2 separate regions of the Homo sapiens genome follow, and region 2 is linked to region 1. A link is an interaction called in ENCODE POLR2A ChIA-PET data of the cell type or tissue named here. Cell type or tissue: GM12878. All regions are shown on one strand. Each heading gives the region's core, and the rest is flanking DNA. Links, peaks and the distances in the headings are about the cores only. Region 1 overlaps KPNB1-DT (KPNB1 divergent transcript). Region 2 holds the start of TBX21 (T-box transcription factor 21).

Region 1 (8,000 bases), core at 1-8,000:
CATGGGTTGTCTGTGTCCCTTTAGCAAAGACCACAGCTCTTACCAAGCAGCCCCCTCTAGCTTCTGGCTCCTTCTCTTTGCTCCTTCACATCTAGGAATAGAAAGAAAGGAGAACTCGAGAGCTGGGTGCGGTGGCTCACGCTTGTAATCCCAGCACTTTGGGAGGCCGAGACGGGTAGATCACCTGAGGTCAAGAATTCAAGACCAGCCTGGCCAACATGGTGAAACCCCGTCTCTACTAAAAATACAAAAATTAGCTGGGCATGGTGGCGCATGCCTGTAATCCCAGCTACTCGGGAGGCTGAGGCAGGAGAATTGCCAGAACCCAGGAGGCAGAGGTTGCAGTGAGCCAAGACCGTGCCACTGCACTCCAGCCTGGGCAACAAGAGTGAAACTCCGTCTCCAAAAAAAAAAAAGAAGACTCAAGCTGGGTGCGGTCACTCACACCTGTAATCCCAGCACTTTGGGAGGCTGAGGTAGACAGATCACCTGAGGTCAGGAGTTTCAGACCAGCCTGGTCAACATGATGAAACCCCTGTTTCTACTAAAAATACAAAAATTGGCCAAGCATGGTGATGCATGTCTGTAATACCAGCTACTTGAGAGGCTGAGGCACAAGAATTGCTTGAGCCTGGGAGGCAGAGGCTGCAGTGAGCTGAGATCGTGCCACTGCACTCCAGCCTGGGCAACAGAGCGAGACTGTCTCAAAAAAAAAAAAAAAAAAAAAAAAAAGGACTTAGTTACCAGCCCTGGATTACGCCATTATTCTTCATTGATTTTCCTGCACTCTGTCCATGTCTCTGTAAATAGTCCTTTATTAAACCTTCCTCAGTTTGTGTTCTTTCCTACCAATACCTTGAGTGATTTGGGCACAATAGCCCTGCTGCTTTGGGTCTCTAAAGGTTTTAATTCAGCCTTTTCTGTGTCAGATGTTTTGTTTTTCAAATAGCTCCCTATCATAAGTCATACACCCATTTTACAGATGAGAATGCAGACTCAGAAAAGTAAGGCAAATTAATACAGCAAAATAACTATCAACCAGTGATCAAGCCAGGTTTGCTAGTCTCCAAAGGCTGTGGTCTTTCAGGGAACTGCCATGTCTCCACAATTAAAAGATCATAGTTAGACTGGGCCAGGCAATAGCATTAAAGCTTAATTACTTTTTCCTAATATATTTTGGTTACAAATTTTAGTGGAAATCAGAAGGTTTGGAAGAAACAAGTATGTTAATGCCTCCTATGGAGAGTTTTACATTATTTTTCATTAATGAGATTCAGTAAAGCTTTTTGGAACAGTGGGCAGTGGTGGGGTGAATTCTCAACTTGCAATTTCTAAGGATAGGTTTTAGGGAGCAAGGAATAAATCTGTTGAGTACAACTTGGGGAGGATTAAGAGGAGTTCTATAGCTCTAAATAGATTCTTCAAATTCTATAACCCAAAAAGTTTCCAGAATTACCAGAAAGACATCATGGAGCCACATGTAAGTGCTAATGTTTTTTGTTTTTATTTTTTAGCAAGTTATTAAATAAAAGCAAGTGGGCCGGGCACAGTGGCTCATGCTTGTAATCCCAACACTTACCAAGGCAGGTGGATTACCTGAGGTCAGGAGATCAAGACCAGCCTGGCCAACATGGCGAAACCCCGTCTCTGCTAAAAATACAAAAATTAGTCGGTGTGGTGGTGCATGCCTATAATCCCAGCTACTCGGGAGTCTGAGGTGAGAGAATCTACTTGAACCCAGGAGGCAGAGGTTGCAGTGAGCTGAGATTGCACCACTGCACTCCAGCCTGGGTAACAGAGCAAGATTCCCTCTCAAAAAAAAACAATTAATTTTAAAATAAACAGGCCAGGCGCGGTGGCTCACGCCAGTATTCCCAGCACTTGGGAGGCCCAGGCGGGCAGTTCACCTGAGGTCGGGAGTTTGAGACTAGCCTGACCAACATGGAGAAACCCTGTCTCTACTAAAAAAAAAAAAAAAAAAAAAAAAATTAGCCGGGTGTGGTGGCGCATGCCTGTAATCCCAGCTACTTGGGAGGCTGAGGCAGGAGAATTGCTTGAACCCGGGAGGCGCAGGTCACAGTGAGCCGAGATCGCGCCATTGCACTCCAGCCTGGGCAACAAGAGCGAAACTCCATCTCAAAAATAAAATGCATAAATAAAAATCCAAGCTTTTGGTAATATGTTTATACTGCTGAATCTATACTTACAGCGTCACTCTTGACTGAAAAATATATTGCTTGATAGAACTGAATCTCTTCCTTTACTAGATACTAGTTTTAGGGTTTCAGAGTTGGTTTTCTCTAAATAAGAGTATTTGTGACAATGCAAAATACCCACCCAAGAAGGACCGTGCCTTCTTGTACCAACCCTGGTGCAAGCAAAATGATTGAGGTGTTTGGTTTCAAATGCAAGAATAAGAGCCTTGATGTTAACAAAACATTGAGCCGAACAACTGCCTTCCCTAGGAAACCAAATCAGAGGACTGGTTGTTCTACCAGTTTGATGGCCAGTGTTGTGATAGGTGACAGTGTCAGGTGAAGGAAAGTCAAGTGAGTTGTTACTGCCACTTACAAAGACCTGTGATTGCTCCTGTGATTCCACTGCAAGTATATGGCAGCTGTAGCTTTCACTACTGGGCTTCTGTTTCCAACACTGGGGAGGAATTGGCAGAGAATGAACATAGTTTACTGTCATGATCTGTGCTTTCTCAGGGAGGTTGTAGCAGCTAACAGCAGATATACTATACATCAATTAAGATGACTACCAGGAAGAAAAAAATAATCCTTGCCGTGGTTTGGCTGACAGTACCAATATGGTCCTCTGAGACATCCCCTACCCCTACTCTAACCACCTTTAACCTTCATCACCAATTTGACAAATTTTACAGGTGTATTACGTTACACTGCAATTCTGGGCAACTCTTAATAGGGCACTGATTACCTTGCATTATTTGTACTCATCTGGACATTCTCTTCCTTAATGTTTATTAGCCTGTACTTTTAAAGTTAAGCAGGGGGCCAGGCACCGTGGCTCACGCCTGTAATCCCAGCACTTTGGGAGGCTGAGGCAGGCGGATCACTTGAGCCCAGGAGTTTGAGACCAGCCTGGACAACATAGTGAAACCCCATCTCTACAAAAAATACAAACATTAGCTGGGTGTGGTGGTATGCTCCCGTAGTCCCAGCTACCTGGGAGGCTGAGGCAGGAGAATCGCTTGAGCCCAGCAGGAGGTTGCAGTGAGCCGAGATCATGCCACTGCACTCCAGCCTGGGTGACAAGGCAAGACCCTATCTCAAAAAAATAAAAAATAGTTAAGGAGGTGCAGGCATGGTAGCTCACACCTGTAATCCCGGCACTTTGGGAGGCCAAGGTGGGAGGATCACTTGAGCTCAGGAGATTGAGACCAGCCTTGGCCACATGGTAAAACTCCATCTCTACTAAAAGAAAAAAAATTAGCTGGGCATGTTGGCATGTGCCTGTAGTCCCAGCTACTCAGGAGGCTTAGGCTGCACTGACCTATGGTCACACCACTGCACTCCAGGCTGGGTGACAGTGAGACCCTGTCTCAATAATAGGGCCGGGGGGGTGGCTCATGCCTGTAATCCCAGCACTTTGGAAAGCCGAGGTGGGTGGATTGCTTGAGCTCAGGAGTTCAAGACCAGCCTGGGCAACATAACGAAACCCCGTCTCGTTATACAAAATACAAAAAAATTAGCCAGGCATAGTGGTATATGCCTGTGGTCCCAGCTACTCAGGAGGCTGAGGTGGGAAGAGGATCGCTGGAGCCCAGGAAGTTGAGGCTACAGTGAGTCAGGATGGCACCACTGCACTCCATCCTGGGTGAGAGCAAAACCCTGTCTCAAACAAACAAAAATAATAGTAATAAAAATAAGGAGAAGAAAAAATCAGTATGTGGAGTGGCTATTAGGTTAGTGGGAGAAGTCTCAAGAACACCATACAAAATAATAGAAGGGAGATGGAAGGAAACAACTTACAAGAAAATGTACAAAGCACTTAAAATATTTGAGATGAATGAGAATGGATGAGATTGCTGTTGCTTTTCTAACAGGTCAATTTCCTCTTCTATCAGCAGAGCACTTGTAAGTCAGAATGTAAAGGGATGTGATAGGATGAAGTTAATACTGTGCCCTCTACAAGTGTAAAGAAGTTCTTTGTTTTCTTCTTTTTTGTCTTGAGATGATCTCTTTGTCACCCAGGCTGGAGTGCAGTGGTGCGATCCTGGCTCACTGCGCAGTGGTGCGATCCTGGCTCACTGCAGCCTTGAACTTCTGGGCTTAAGGGATCCTCCCACCTCAGCCTCCTGAGTAGCTGGGACTAGAGGTGTGTGCCACCACACCCACTAATTTAATTTGTTAATTTTGTGGAGGTGGGGTTTCACCATGTTGCCCAGGCTTGTCTCGAACTCCTAGGCTCACGTGATCCCAAGTTACTGGGATTACAGGCATGAGCCATCTTGCCCCGCCTTAGTTCATTTTTTTTTTTTTTGAGATGGAGTCTTGCTCTGTTGCCCAGGCTGGAGTGCAATGGCGTGATCTTGGCTCACTGCAACCTCCGCCTCCCAGGGTCAAGCGATTCTCCCACCTTCAGCCACCCAAGTAGCTGGGCTTACAGGCATGCACCACCTGTCTGGCTAATTTTTGTATTTTTAGTAGACATGAGGTTTCGCCATGCTGGCCAGGCTGGTCTTGAACTCCTGACCGCCCACCTGGGCCTCCCAAAGTGCTGGGATTACAGGCGTGAGCCACTGCGCCTGGCCTCTTAGTTCATTCTTATAACAGTAACAGAGTAGACAGACTATTGGATAAACAACGAAATAGTACATGACTTAGATCTCTTGGCTACCAAACCTGGCCTTCTCTTAATTTCTTACTCTCAGCAAATGGAAGACCTATGTGACCAATACAGTAGCTACTAGCCATTCACAGCTATTTAAATTAATTAGAATTAAATAAAAAGTTGCTTGGGGCTGGCTCATGCCTGTAATCCCAGCACTTTGGGAGGCCAAGGCAGGTGGATCACTTGAGTTCAAGACCAGCCTGGACAACATGGTGAAACCCCGTCTCTACTAAAAATACAAAAATTAACCAGGCGCATGCCTGTAATCCCAACTACTAAGGAGGCTGAGGCAGATGAATTGCTTGAGCCCAGGAGGCGGAGATTGCACTCCATGCCACTGCACTCCAGCCTGGGTAACAGGGCAAGACTCTGTCTCAAGAAAAAAGTTGCCTGGTTGCACTAGCCACAAATCAACTGCGCAGCAGCCACATAAGGCTAGTGGCTACTGTATTGAACAGCACAGATATAAATCATATTCATCACTCAGGAAAGTTCTATTGGACCACCCTGAGCTACACCTCATATATCCAAGTGTATTTTTTTGTGTATCACTGAAAGTAATAGCTTGGGCAACATGGTGAGACTCTGTCTCTACAAAAGATTGAAAAAATTAACTGAGTGTGGTAGCACACACCTGTAGCCCCAACTGCTTAGAAGACTGAGGTTGGGAGATCACTTGAGTCCAGGAGGTGGAGGCGGCAGTGAGCCATGTTCGTGCCACTGCACTATAGAGCCTGGGCAACAAAATGAGACCCTGTCTCCAAAAAACAAAGTTACATTTTTACTAATCTTGTAACAAATTGCTGATCACCTAAGAACATTTTATCACTAACCCCTATTCATTTAAAATTTTATTTTTCATGAATGTAATACATGTCGTATTCATTTTCCAAAAATTGAAGGAAAAAAAAGTGACTCTCTTCTTACAAACTCCTCTACGTTTTTATACTCTATGCATTTTGAATATTTTTAGTAATGAAGATAGGCTGTGCCTCCTTCACTTGTCTGACCACGTAACCAGTGCCACGTGTTTTCAGTCTTTGCTGTATGAAACTAAATGTGCCATGCTCAGAGCTGCCACCCGTGTCCTAAGTCACGAAGCTAATCACCAAAGACTACTTGTGAACAAAGTAACAGCTGGCAAATGCATACCTTGAGAAGTGTTTCTTCCTTGTTTAGAGTCACTGGTTCATGAATGTTTTCCAGCCTGACTTCCTGATGTTAAATGCCAGTTTTGTGGACTGCACACATTTGAAGAACGTGACTTTAAGTTCCTGGTTCAATTAGTTTAAGTGGCTCATGTAATGAATTCACTCAATGTACTTCCCTCACTGGAGATGTGAACTGCACTATATTTGGAACTAACACTTGCAATCCTATACACTGTTGCCTGGGTGTTGAGCTACAAATTTTGGTTAATATCACCATTAACTAGATTCAGGAAGTTATATGATGATGAATTTCACAAAGATTTTGGTGAAGAGAGATGTGACTGGTTTGAAAAAAAGGGGGGTGAGGGTATTCTTCTCATAGGTTCCCAATGTGCAGGGACTTCAGCTTGCTGACACTGTTGAATGAGGCCATGCGTTCCTCCCACTGGGGCTTGCTTACCTGCTGACACCTGCCACGCCAGCCTGAGCAACTGTGTTGCCCTGACTCCTAGGCTTACCCCTGTTAACTTGGTGACTACACCTCACTGCTTCCAACAAATAAAACAAATGTGCCATCCATCCAGAAATGCCCCAAGTGTGCACTAAACCCAGGAAAGACCTGAGATAGGAATAATCTAGGTAGCTTTAAATGTTCCTGTTCTCTAGGATCCAAACTTAGCCATCCCCACTAAGATGCTGGGCAAACGTTCTCATTGGTACATAAGCATCACAGAAGGCTGGTGAGAAGGGGACCAGCCTTTTCTAGTCATTATCAAATAATACAGCAGCACTGTGCTCCAGCCTCACAGGCTGCTATCTGATGGGACGGGTGTGCATTTTGGCCACTGATCAAAAGACCTTGGTTATCACAAGAACCTTATCAGAAAAGCCCCACAGCATTAAACCTGAGTGCAGTATTCAAGGCAAGGTTCTGATGGATTTGTTCAATGGCTATGGGATTCAGATGGCAGACACTACATAGTTGCAAAAGCTTTTACTGCAGAAGGAAATGCCTATTATACTAGATATTGAGGCTACAGTATCAAATAAGGTAGACTTGGTCTCTGCCCTAATGGAGCTTACAATCTAGCAGCGACAAGAGATATCGAATGAGTAATTTTAAGTGTGCCAACTCTGGAGTGGGAAGTTTAGTGTGCTATACCAGACAGTTCAAAGTAGCCTGAAGGTTCAGGAAAGTCTCCCTGGAGAAATGTTAAACTGAAACATGAAAGATGAGTAGTTGCCAGGCAAAGAGGAGAGAAAAAGTGTTATTAGCAGAAGAAACAGCATGTGCAACGGGCCTGTAGTTAGAAGGAAGCAGACCTATTTAAGAAAGCAAAAGAGGGCTGGGCGCGGTGGCTCACGCCTGTAATCCCAGCACTTTGGGAGGCCGAGTCAGGCAGATCACCTGAGGTCAGGAGTTCGAGACCAGCCTGGCCAACATGGTGAACCCCCGTCTTTACTAAAAATACAAAAAAATTAGACAGGCATGGTGGCGGGCGCCTGTAATCCCAGCTACTCGGGAGGCTGAGGCAGGAGAATCCCTTGTACCTGGGAGATGGAGGTTGCAGTGAGCCGAGGCAGTGCTATTGCACTCCAGCCTGGACAACAAGAGCAAAACTCTGTCTCAAAAAAAAAAGCAAAAGAAATCCAAGATGGGCTGGGTGCAGTAGCTCATACCTGTGATCCCAGCGCTTTGTGAGGCTGAGGTGGGAGGATCGCTTAAGCTCAGGAGTTCAAGACCAACCTAGGTAACATAGTGAGACCCAGTATCTACTTAAAAAAAAAAATTAGCTAGGCGTGGTGGCATGCGCCCATAGTCCCAACTACTTGGGAGACTGAGGTGGGAGGATCGCATGAGCCCAGGAAGTTCAGGTACATGAGATGTGGTCCAGCCACTGCACTCCTCCCTGGGTGACTGAGCAAGACCCTGTCTCAAAAAAAAAAAAAAGAGGATACTCGGCCGAGCACAGTGACTCATACCTGTAATCC
Region 2 (9,264 bases), core at 522-8,521, 110 kb after region 1:
TCCCTGGGTCATGCCCACCTCCTGGAGTCCCCAGCTTTGCCTTTGCCTGCCAACTTGCCTCTTGGTTCAGCTCTATTTGGGAGCAGAGAGTCCCCATAGGCCCCTAAGGGTGAAGCCCTGTCAGGCTGGGACAGAAATGTAGAGCTGGGGCCAGTTCCCAGGGGAGAACTGGGGAGGACTGGGGTGAAGGTAGAGAGAGGAGAAGTTAAACTTTAACATGACAAAAATATTAAAGTATTTTTCAAAGTACTCTTAAAAATGTAAATCTTTATCTATATACTGATATGCAAAATATTCCATGACACCTTGTGGAGTGAAAAAAAAGTACACATTATAAAGCAGCATGTGTAGTGTTTATATAAATTATATATTTGTGCATGTGTGCAAAAGACAGAGACAGAGAGTATATAAGGAGTGAGGTCTCAGAGGGTGTTCACTGAAATGTTAATCCTGTTTGGCTTTAGGGGGTGGAATTTGGGGTGATTTATACAGTCTTGTTTTTACTTTTCTGTGCTGCTTAAATTTCCTATATAAGTATGTTTCATCTTTATACACAGGAAAACTCCCAATGATGCTATTTTCAATTGGGGGGGGGGAAACGGATAGTTTTCATCATAAAAGGAGTCTAATACATTAGTTAACATAAAAGGAAAATGGAGAAAGAAAAGCCTCCATCGTCCTATCTCCGAGGCAGCCCTTCAGAGCATGTGGTGGGTTTCCTTCCTGTCAGCCGGCTCTGAATCTGTTCAAAGCAGCTTTTCCATCCAGGTATAATAATAGATTGGAAAGTGCTGCACACGTACACCCTCTCATGTAAGGCTTGCAGCCCCCCTGAAAAGTAGATCTGTTTATTTCCCCCAGTCTATGGATGAGGCACGTGAGGTTGACTTTCAGGCAAGGAAAATGACTTGCCTGGGTCACATATACCTGGCAGGCAGAGCCAGACCTGGGACTCTCAGCACTGGCAGCCCAATGCTACTTCCAGTGCCCATGACTGCCATGCAGGGTAGGGGAGCTTTTGTGGGCCCTGCCAGGCCCAGCTCAGGGCCCTGCAAACCCCTGGCTGCTGCTGATGCAGTGCGCTTTAAGGAACATTTCCTGTTGTCCATCAGGTTCCAGGTCTGCCCCCAGGGCTAGAGCTACAAGATGCAGCCAACTCAGCACATGTGGACCTCTGGTGGGGAGAAAGAGGGCAACCCGAAAGGTCACTTAGCACAGAGTCTGGGCACACAGTAGGTATCAATAAAGATCGATTGAATGTTCATGGTCAAAGTTGCTTCTAGTGTGCCCGTGCTCCGAGCCTCTGAGTGCCAGGAGAATGCCCAGCGAGTCCCACTTGGGCCATCTCGGAAGGCTTCCTGTAGGAGAGGGCCTTTGAGCTGAGACTTCAAAGCTGGGCTGAATTTCCCCGAGGGTCCAGAAGAGAGCCACGGGCTGGTGTGTCAGGCAGCGGAGCTGACACTCCCAGAAAGCAAGATCTTCGAACTACAGGGTGCGCGCAGGCTCTCGCTTCTCTCCACCATGGGGGGCCCTGCAGTACTCGCCAAGAGCGTAGAATTTGCCTAGTATTAGCCACGAGAGGGCGGGGTGGGGCGAGGCGGAGCAGGGCCGAGGTGGCGGAGTGGGGGGGAGCCGGAGAGCTTCATAAAGCCACAGCAAAGCGCTGCGACTCTAGTGACAGCGGCCCGCTGGAGAGGAAGCCCGAGAGCTGCCGCGCGCCTGCCGGACGAGGGCGTAGAAGCCAGGCGTCAGAGCCCGGGCTCCGGTGGGGTCCCCCACCCGGCCCTCGGGTCCCCCGCCCCCTGCTCCCTGCCCATCCCAGCCCACGCGACCCTCTCGCGCGCGGAGGGGCGGGTCCTCGACGGCTACGGGAAGGTGCCAGCCCGCCCCGGATGGGCATCGTGGAGCCGGGTTGCGGAGACATGCTGACGGGCACCGAGCCGATGCCGGGGAGCGACGAGGGCCGGGCGCCTGGCGCCGACCCGCAGCACCGCTACTTCTACCCGGAGCCGGGCGCGCAGGACGCGGACGAGCGTCGCGGGGGCGGCAGCCTGGGGTCTCCCTACCCGGGGGGCGCCTTGGTGCCCGCCCCGCCGAGCCGCTTCCTTGGAGCCTACGCCTACCCGCCGCGACCCCAGGCGGCCGGCTTCCCCGGCGCGGGCGAGTCCTTCCCGCCGCCCGCGGACGCCGAGGGCTACCAGCCGGGCGAGGGCTACGCCGCCCCGGACCCGCGCGCCGGGCTCTACCCGGGGCCGCGTGAGGACTACGCGCTACCCGCGGGACTGGAGGTGTCGGGGAAACTGAGGGTCGCGCTCAACAACCACCTGTTGTGGTCCAAGTTTAATCAGCACCAGACAGAGATGATCATCACCAAGCAGGGACGGTGAGTGCGGCGCGCCGGCCCTTGGGGCCTCTGTGCCCGCGCCGGAACAAGAACGTCTCGTCTGTTTTTCTGGCTCGACAATGCTTCTGACTCCGTGTCCCTCACTGCTTTGGCTTCAGCGTAGGGAGACAGGGGAATGGGGTTGTTAGGAGGACAGGGAAAGCTCCGGAGGGGCGTCTGTGCCCAGGCTGTTGCACCAACAGCCAGAGGACTCACAAGGGAGACGGGTGAGTGCGGGACAGTGAGAAGTCACCTTGATTTAGGGGAAGGGTGACTGTGGCTTCACCTAGAATTGGTGTGCGCCCCTGCCCCACTCTCTACTGTAGAGGAGTCGCAGCGGGCAGTGAAAGCCTGTGCTCTGGGCGGACAGGACGCCTGGGCCTCCTGTGTGGGAAACTGGAGGGGAAGGGAGCCCCTTATCTCCGGGCCCCCTGCGCCCACCTCCCCCGGCTCCTTTGCTGCTGGTGTGCTCAGGTCAGCTTTAGTGGTGGTAGTGGTGGTGGTAGCGGTGGTGGTGGTGTGTGTGTACGGGGGGAGATTGGGATTTGGTGACATGGAGAAGCAGTCGCCAAGTTTCCTTTCCGGTCTTACTTTGAGATCATATGTCTGGTGTGTGTGTGTGTGTGTGTGTGTGTGTGTGTGTGTGTGTGTGTGTGTGTGTGTGTATGTGTGTGTGGGTGTGTGTGTATGGGGGCTAGTGCAGTAAAGCTTGTAGGGGGCACAGATCCCTTCCAGGCACAAATGCCCACGGGCTGGGCAGATGAAGCTCACCCAGGGGTCCAGCCTGGTAGCCAGCCCCACACTGCACCCTTTGAGGCTGGTCCAGTGAAAACCTTCCCCACACTCCTGTCCAGAAATTCACCGGTTCAGCCTGGAGAAGTGGGGAAGGGGTGTCCCATGGCTTCATGGCTCAGGGTTCCTGAGCCCCGTGCGTGATGGGGAGAGTTTGGGGCTGAGGGTGCTGCTTCCGGATAGAGCCTCCTGCGCAAGGAAAGAAACAGAAACCTGTGACTTGTGTGGTATTTGTTTAGTAAGCAACCCCCGGAGTGGACTGTGTCTGATGTGGGCTGTGCGCACCCACCCTTCCCAGTGCGGCCCATGTGAGCAGGGGACCAGCGAGGACCAGTGTGGAAGGGCTGTTGTCATTGGTGGACCTGGGATGCTGGGTCCCAGGTCCGAGAGGTGTGGATACCAAACGTGGGGCTTGGGGTGGAGGGGAGAGGGAGAAGGCCATGTTGGACCCCAGAGGTTGGTATTCGATCTGGGCATTGCTGGAACATTCTTCCCTCCAGATGATTTTTGTGGGGTAGCCTGGGACTGGGGAACCTGTTGCCAGCCACAACTGGCTTCAAGTTACTGAGCTGTTCCACTTTCCCTGGGATGAACCCAGGAAAGTTGGCGTGTTCTTTGATGGCTCAGCCTTCATCTCTTAAGCCTTCTGATAATTTCTCTCTGCTCCCCCCAACCCTAGTCACCCTTTGGGTGTACCCAGACACAGCCCAAGCTTCTGGTCCCAATGTGTCTGAATTGGAAGGGACCCAGAAGATCCTGTCCCTCTCACTGCACAGACAGGGAAACAGGCCCAGAGATAGCAAGAGACTCTTCCAAGGTCACACAACACACTCATTGCAGGCAGAGCTGGCACTACAGCCCAGATAGTATTTGCTTGGGTTTCTTTCTCTGGCCCCCTACGGCCACCAGTAAAAACAGCCACCCACGCTCTCTGAAGGCCCTGATGCATTCAGAGTGCTTTCACTTCCATTATTTCACTGTGCGTTAGGTAGGCCAAGCAGTCTCCCCATTTTACAGTTGAGGTCACTGAGTTGCAGGGTCAGCTAGGGGCTTGCACTCCATCACACAGCAGACCAGAAGTGGGGCCTCTTAACCTTCCACTCTGTTGTGTGGTCAGGAGGACTTCCCACCCTGGGCCCTTGCTGGGGTCTCCCCACAGCCTCTGCCAGGCCTCTGCCTCCTCCTGCCAGTCTTGAGGGATGGGGTGGATGGAGCATCAGCCAGCACTCTAGGGAGTTGGCCAGTGCTAGGGGGCTGCCTCTCTGCCTGTAGAGCCAGCTTCAGGGAGGCTGTAGAGCACTTCAGGGAGGCACTTGAGGGGATGATTCTCGAAGTGTGTATCACCATCTCTACTCCCATGGCCTCCTTTCCTTGGTGTTCCTGCTGAGTAATTCTCACTTGACAAGTTTTTTTGTCCCCCTTTTAGATACATACACTTACATTTTTTTATTATGAAAAATTCCACTACATACAAACATGGACAGAAGAATGTAACAGACTTCCATCCCCAGCTTCCACAGTTGTCAATATGGGTCCAATCTTGTTTCTGCATCCTCACTTCGCTTCTTCTGTCTGCAACTATATTAGTAATATAGTAATTACTAAGTACATTCTAGATATTATTTTATCTCTGCACCTCTAAAAATGACTTTTTAAAATGAATGCATTACCATTAGCAAACCTGAAAAGAATTTCCTAAATATCACCAAGCTTCTCTGATTGCTTCATAAATGTGTGTGTGTGTGTGTTTTCCAATCCTCACACTTTTTGCTCCATTCTGAGGGGCTCCATACGCGGGGTCCCTGTTGAAGGAGGCAGTGGCTCTTCACTGTTTCTTTTGGTGCTTTTTCTTGGATCAGGCTTCATAGACCCCACGCTGCCATGGAGGGGACAGAGGACACACAACCCCAATTCAGTCCCACTAGCCCCAGGTTACCTCCATACCTTCTCAGCTTGGGCTCCTGAGATCTGGGAAATCAGTGGCCATTTCCTCTCAAAACAGGCTTTTGGGCTTATAGCACAGCTTCCTTTCCGTCTTCCTGCTTTTGTGGGCTGGCCTATCCCTCCGTGGGTTCCAGTGACCCACCAGTCACACCACATCACCCATGACCTTCTTCCTTTTTGAAAGGTTCTCCCACCTCAGGCCCACCTACAGCCTACAGCCCCACGGCTTTTTGCCTTGAGCTGACTCACGCCGTCCCGGATTCTTCCTCTCCCACCCACCCTGGATCTATCCCTCGGTATTGACCAGCGCCAGTGGCATGCTCTTCCCAACGGGCAGAAATGGGGCAGGGCACAGGGGGTGATTCCTGGGTCTGGAGATTGATCAAGGCAGCTCAGATGGGGCTGAGAGAGGGGAACTGAGAACAAAACGGTGGATTATCCCAGTAGGAGACTTTGGTGTCTACGTTTGTGTCTGGAGATTTGGGGCAGCCTGATAATGCCCCACACAGGCTTGTGCGAGGGTTTCTGTGTGGCAGTGTGTGTGTGTTGCGAATGTGTTGGCGAGTATATAATAGTTGATGGTAGACATTCTCAGTAGAGGAAGAGAGAGGCCTGTGTCTCTGTGGGTGTGTGGGTGTGTATTAATTGCTGGCAATCCCCACTTTCTGGGTGTGATTGGTTGATTATTATAATTAAGATAACTTTGGGTAGCTGTGTTGTGTTAAGCTCAATCTGCATTTGGATTTGTGCATGTGAAGACAGAGGTTGGTAAAACAACAATTTCAGTCCCACACTATCCTTGCTATCCTCACAGTCATTACAATTTTTTTTTGTCTCCACTTTCCCAACTCCAAGAACTTTAATTTTTTTATTTGTAATATTTTTCATGGGCCAGGAAGTGGACTTGAACCTCCCACATAGATAACTTTAGTCGATAACTTTCTACATCTTTTTTTTTTTTTGAGATGGAGTCTCACTCTGTCCCCCAGGCTGGAGTGCAGTGGCTCAATCTTGGCTCACTGCAACCTGCACCTCCCAGGTTCAAGTGATTCTCCTGCCTCAGCCTCCCAAGTAGCTGGGATTACAGGCAGAAGCCACCAAGCCCAGCTAATTTATGTATTTTTAGTAGAGACGGGGTTTCGCCATGTTGGCCAGGCTGGTCCCAAACACCTGACTTCAAGTGATCCCCCGCCTCGGCCTCTCAAAGTGCTGGGATTACAGGTGTGAGCCACCGCACCTGGCCCAACTTTTCAGATCTTAAAAAATTTTTTTTAATTTATTTTTTATGGAGACAGAATATTACTGTGTTGCCCAGGCGGTCTCAAATCCCTGATCTCAAGCAATCTCCCGCCTCAGCCTCCCAAAGTGCTGGGATTACAGGCATGAGCCATTGTGCCCAGCTAAAAACATTTTTTTTAGGCTTAAGCATGCTTAACTGGTTTCATTTGTCTTGGGGCAAGTGAAAACAACTTTAATTAAAAATTTTTTTTAAATGAGACATGGTCTTGCTCTGTCACCCACGCTGGAGTGCAGTGGTGCGATTATGGCTCACTGCAGCCTCAACCTGCTGGGCTCAAGCAATCCTCCCATCCCAGCCTCCTGAGAAACTGGGACTATAGGCGCACATCACCATGTCCGGCTAATTGTTTCTATTTTTTGTAGAGATGGGGTCTCACTATGTTGCCCAGGCTGCAGCTTTGCTTTTTGTCTGGCTGTTTGCCAGTGGCTGTCTGAGTCTATTAAGTGGATCTGAGGTTGGTAAGACGAGGAGTTCCCTTGATGCCCAAGCACATTTTGTACTTTGGTAGGTACGACACATTGCCAGAATACCCTCCCAAAAGGTGCTACCAATTTACGCCCACACCAATAGTCTATGAGAGGACCCATTTTCTCACAGCCTCATCAGCAGTAGATATTATCACATTTTTTTTTTTTTTGAGACAAAGTCTCGTTCTGTTGCCCAGGCTGAAGTGCAGTGGCATGATCTCTGCTCACCGCAACCTCCGCCTCCCAGGTTCAAGCGATTCTCCCACCTCAGCCTCCCAAGTAGCTGGGATTACCGGCATGCACCACCACGCCTGGCTAATTTTTGTATTTTTAATAGAGATGGGGTTTCACCATGTTACCCAGGCTGGTCTCAAACTCCTGACCTCAGGTGATCCACCTGCCTCGGCCTCCCAAAGTGCTGGGATTACAGGCGTGAGCCACCACGCCGGGCCAATATTATCAATTTTTAAACATTGACCAATATGACTGAGAAGAACTATCTATCTCCTTGCTATTTTAATTTGCACTTAATTACAGTGAAGCAGAGCCTGTGCCAGGAGCTCCGAATCTGGGAGAGGTATGACGACCCTGTGAACCATCCCAAGGCTACTTAGTTCTTAGGGCCAGCAGAGGAATTTGGGGTCTTGGACCCTGTCTTATGAGGGTGGGATGGTAAGTGGCCTTTAGGGACGCTCAATTTGACACCAGACCCATCACCACTCTCGGTTCCTTCCCAGCAAAGTGTCATGTAAATCAGGGGCTATTTTGGGATTCCAGCTGGTGGTGATTCTAGACTTTTAGGGAGAAACCGAGATCTCCTTTCTCTTCTCCCTTTTCCCCAGCCTCTTCCTGTGTCTCCATTTCCCTCTACTAGTGATAAAAACAGGATGAGCTGGGCATGGTGGTGAGCACCTATAACCCCGCTCGGGTGACTCGGGAGGCCAAGGCAGGAGGATTGCCTGTGCCCAGGCATTTGAGCAGAGCCTGTGCAGCATAGCAGACTCCATCTCTTAAAAAAAAATCAGTATGGCCTGGCGCGGTGGCTCACCCCTGTAATCCCAGCACTTTGGGAGGTCGAGGCCAGTGGATCACCTGAGGTCAGGAGTTCGAGACCAGCTTGATTAACATGGTGAAACCCCGTCTCTACTAAAAGTACAAAAATTAGCCAGGTGTGGTGGCGGGCGCCTGTAGTCCCAGCTACTCGGGAGGCTGAGGCAGGAGAATAATGGCGTGAACCTTGGAGGCGGAGCTTGCAGTGAGCCAAGATCACACCACTGCACTACAGCCTGGGCAACAGAGCGAGACTCCGTCTCAAAAAAAAAAAAAAAATTAGCCAGGCGCAGTGTTGGGTGCCTGTAGTCAAGGAGAATCTCTTGAACCTGGGAGGCAGAGGTTGCAGTGAGCCGAGATCACACCACTGCACTCCAGCCTGGGGGACAGAGCGAGACTCTGTCTAAAAAAAAAGAAAGAAAAAAATGAATATGAAGAAATGGGGACCACAGAGCACAGCATGCACTCTGCAGTCAGAAGACCTCACCTCTGCTCTCCCACCGAGGACCGTCACCAAACCTCTCGGAGCGTCAGTTTCTTCAAATATAAAATTGGAAATAACATTTTATTTTTTATTTTTTCTTTGAGATGGAGTCTCACACTGTTGCCCAGGCTGGAGTGCAGTGGCGCCATCTCGGGTCACCGCAACCTTCGCCTCCCAGGTTCAAGCGATTCTCCTTGCCTCAGCCTCCAAAGTAGCTGGGACTACAGGTGCATGCCACCACACCAGGCTAATTTTCTGTATTTTTAGTAAATATGGGGTTTCACTATGTTGGCCAGGCTGGTCTCGAACTCCTGAGCTCAGGAAATCCACCCTCCTCGGCCTCACAAAGTGCTGGGATTACGAGTGTGAGCCACTGTGCTGGGCCATCTTTCGAACTTTTTAACAGCTTTCAGAGGAAAGATGGACAGGAGTTAGACTCTCCATTTACATGTGAAGAAACTGAGATTTGGGCTGGGTGCAGTGGCCCATGTCTATAATCCCAGCACTTTGGAAACCTGAGGCGGGTAGACCACTTGAGGTCAGGAGTTCGAGACCAGCTTGGCCAACGTGAAACTCCATCTCTACTAAAAATACAAAAATTAGCCGGGTATGGTGGCACATGCCTGTAGTCCCAGCTCTTGGGAGGCTGAGGCAGGAGAATCACTTGAACCTGGAAGGTGGAGGTTAGAGTGAGCTGAGATCACGCCACTGCACTCCAGCCTGCATGACAGAGCGAAACTCCATTTCAAAAAGAAACTGAGATTTGGCTTGAGAATTAACTTATCCAGGGTCATAGGGTAGTAATCTATTTTTCTCAACTCAGGAAAGTCAGGGGAAGACAGGC

Evidence for each region. ChIA-PET counts read pairs that join two places held together with the same protein. Peaks named below come from ENCODE experiments on the same cell type or tissue, not always from the same donor. Only the 100,000 strongest peaks of a DNase experiment are listed, where the experiment ranks them.
Region 2: POLR2A ChIA-PET joins it to region 1 with 5 read pairs; 6 of 35 experiments call an interaction of 5 or more read pairs at or near these places.

What each region holds. Positions count from the first base shown.
Region 1 is chr17:47,623,976-47,631,975 of GRCh38, forward strand. KPNB1-DT (KPNB1 divergent transcript) reads right to left here. Exons shown (of 4, transcript NR_171700.1): 3 at 2,572-2,652. Among named protein-coding and RNA genes, the nearest start is that of KPNB1-DT, 21 kb to the right of the region's middle. In GM12878, for the core only: no CTCF peak of the experiment used is centred there; no DNase peak of the experiment used is centred there.
Region 2 is chr17:47,731,563-47,740,826 of GRCh38, forward strand. It overlaps TBX21 (T-box transcription factor 21), which reads left to right and starts at 1,674. Exons shown (of 6, transcript NM_013351.2): 1 at 1,674-2,383. The coding sequence starts at 1,893. RefSeq lists a promoter at 1-1,681, silencers at 1,493-2,032, 2,063-2,232 and an enhancer at 2,413-2,462. In GM12878, for the core only: a CTCF peak has its summit at 1,574 (motif pointing right); DNase peaks (open chromatin) are centred at 1,628 and 4,119; H3K4me3 peaks cover 4,903 bases; H3K27ac peaks cover 3,877 bases.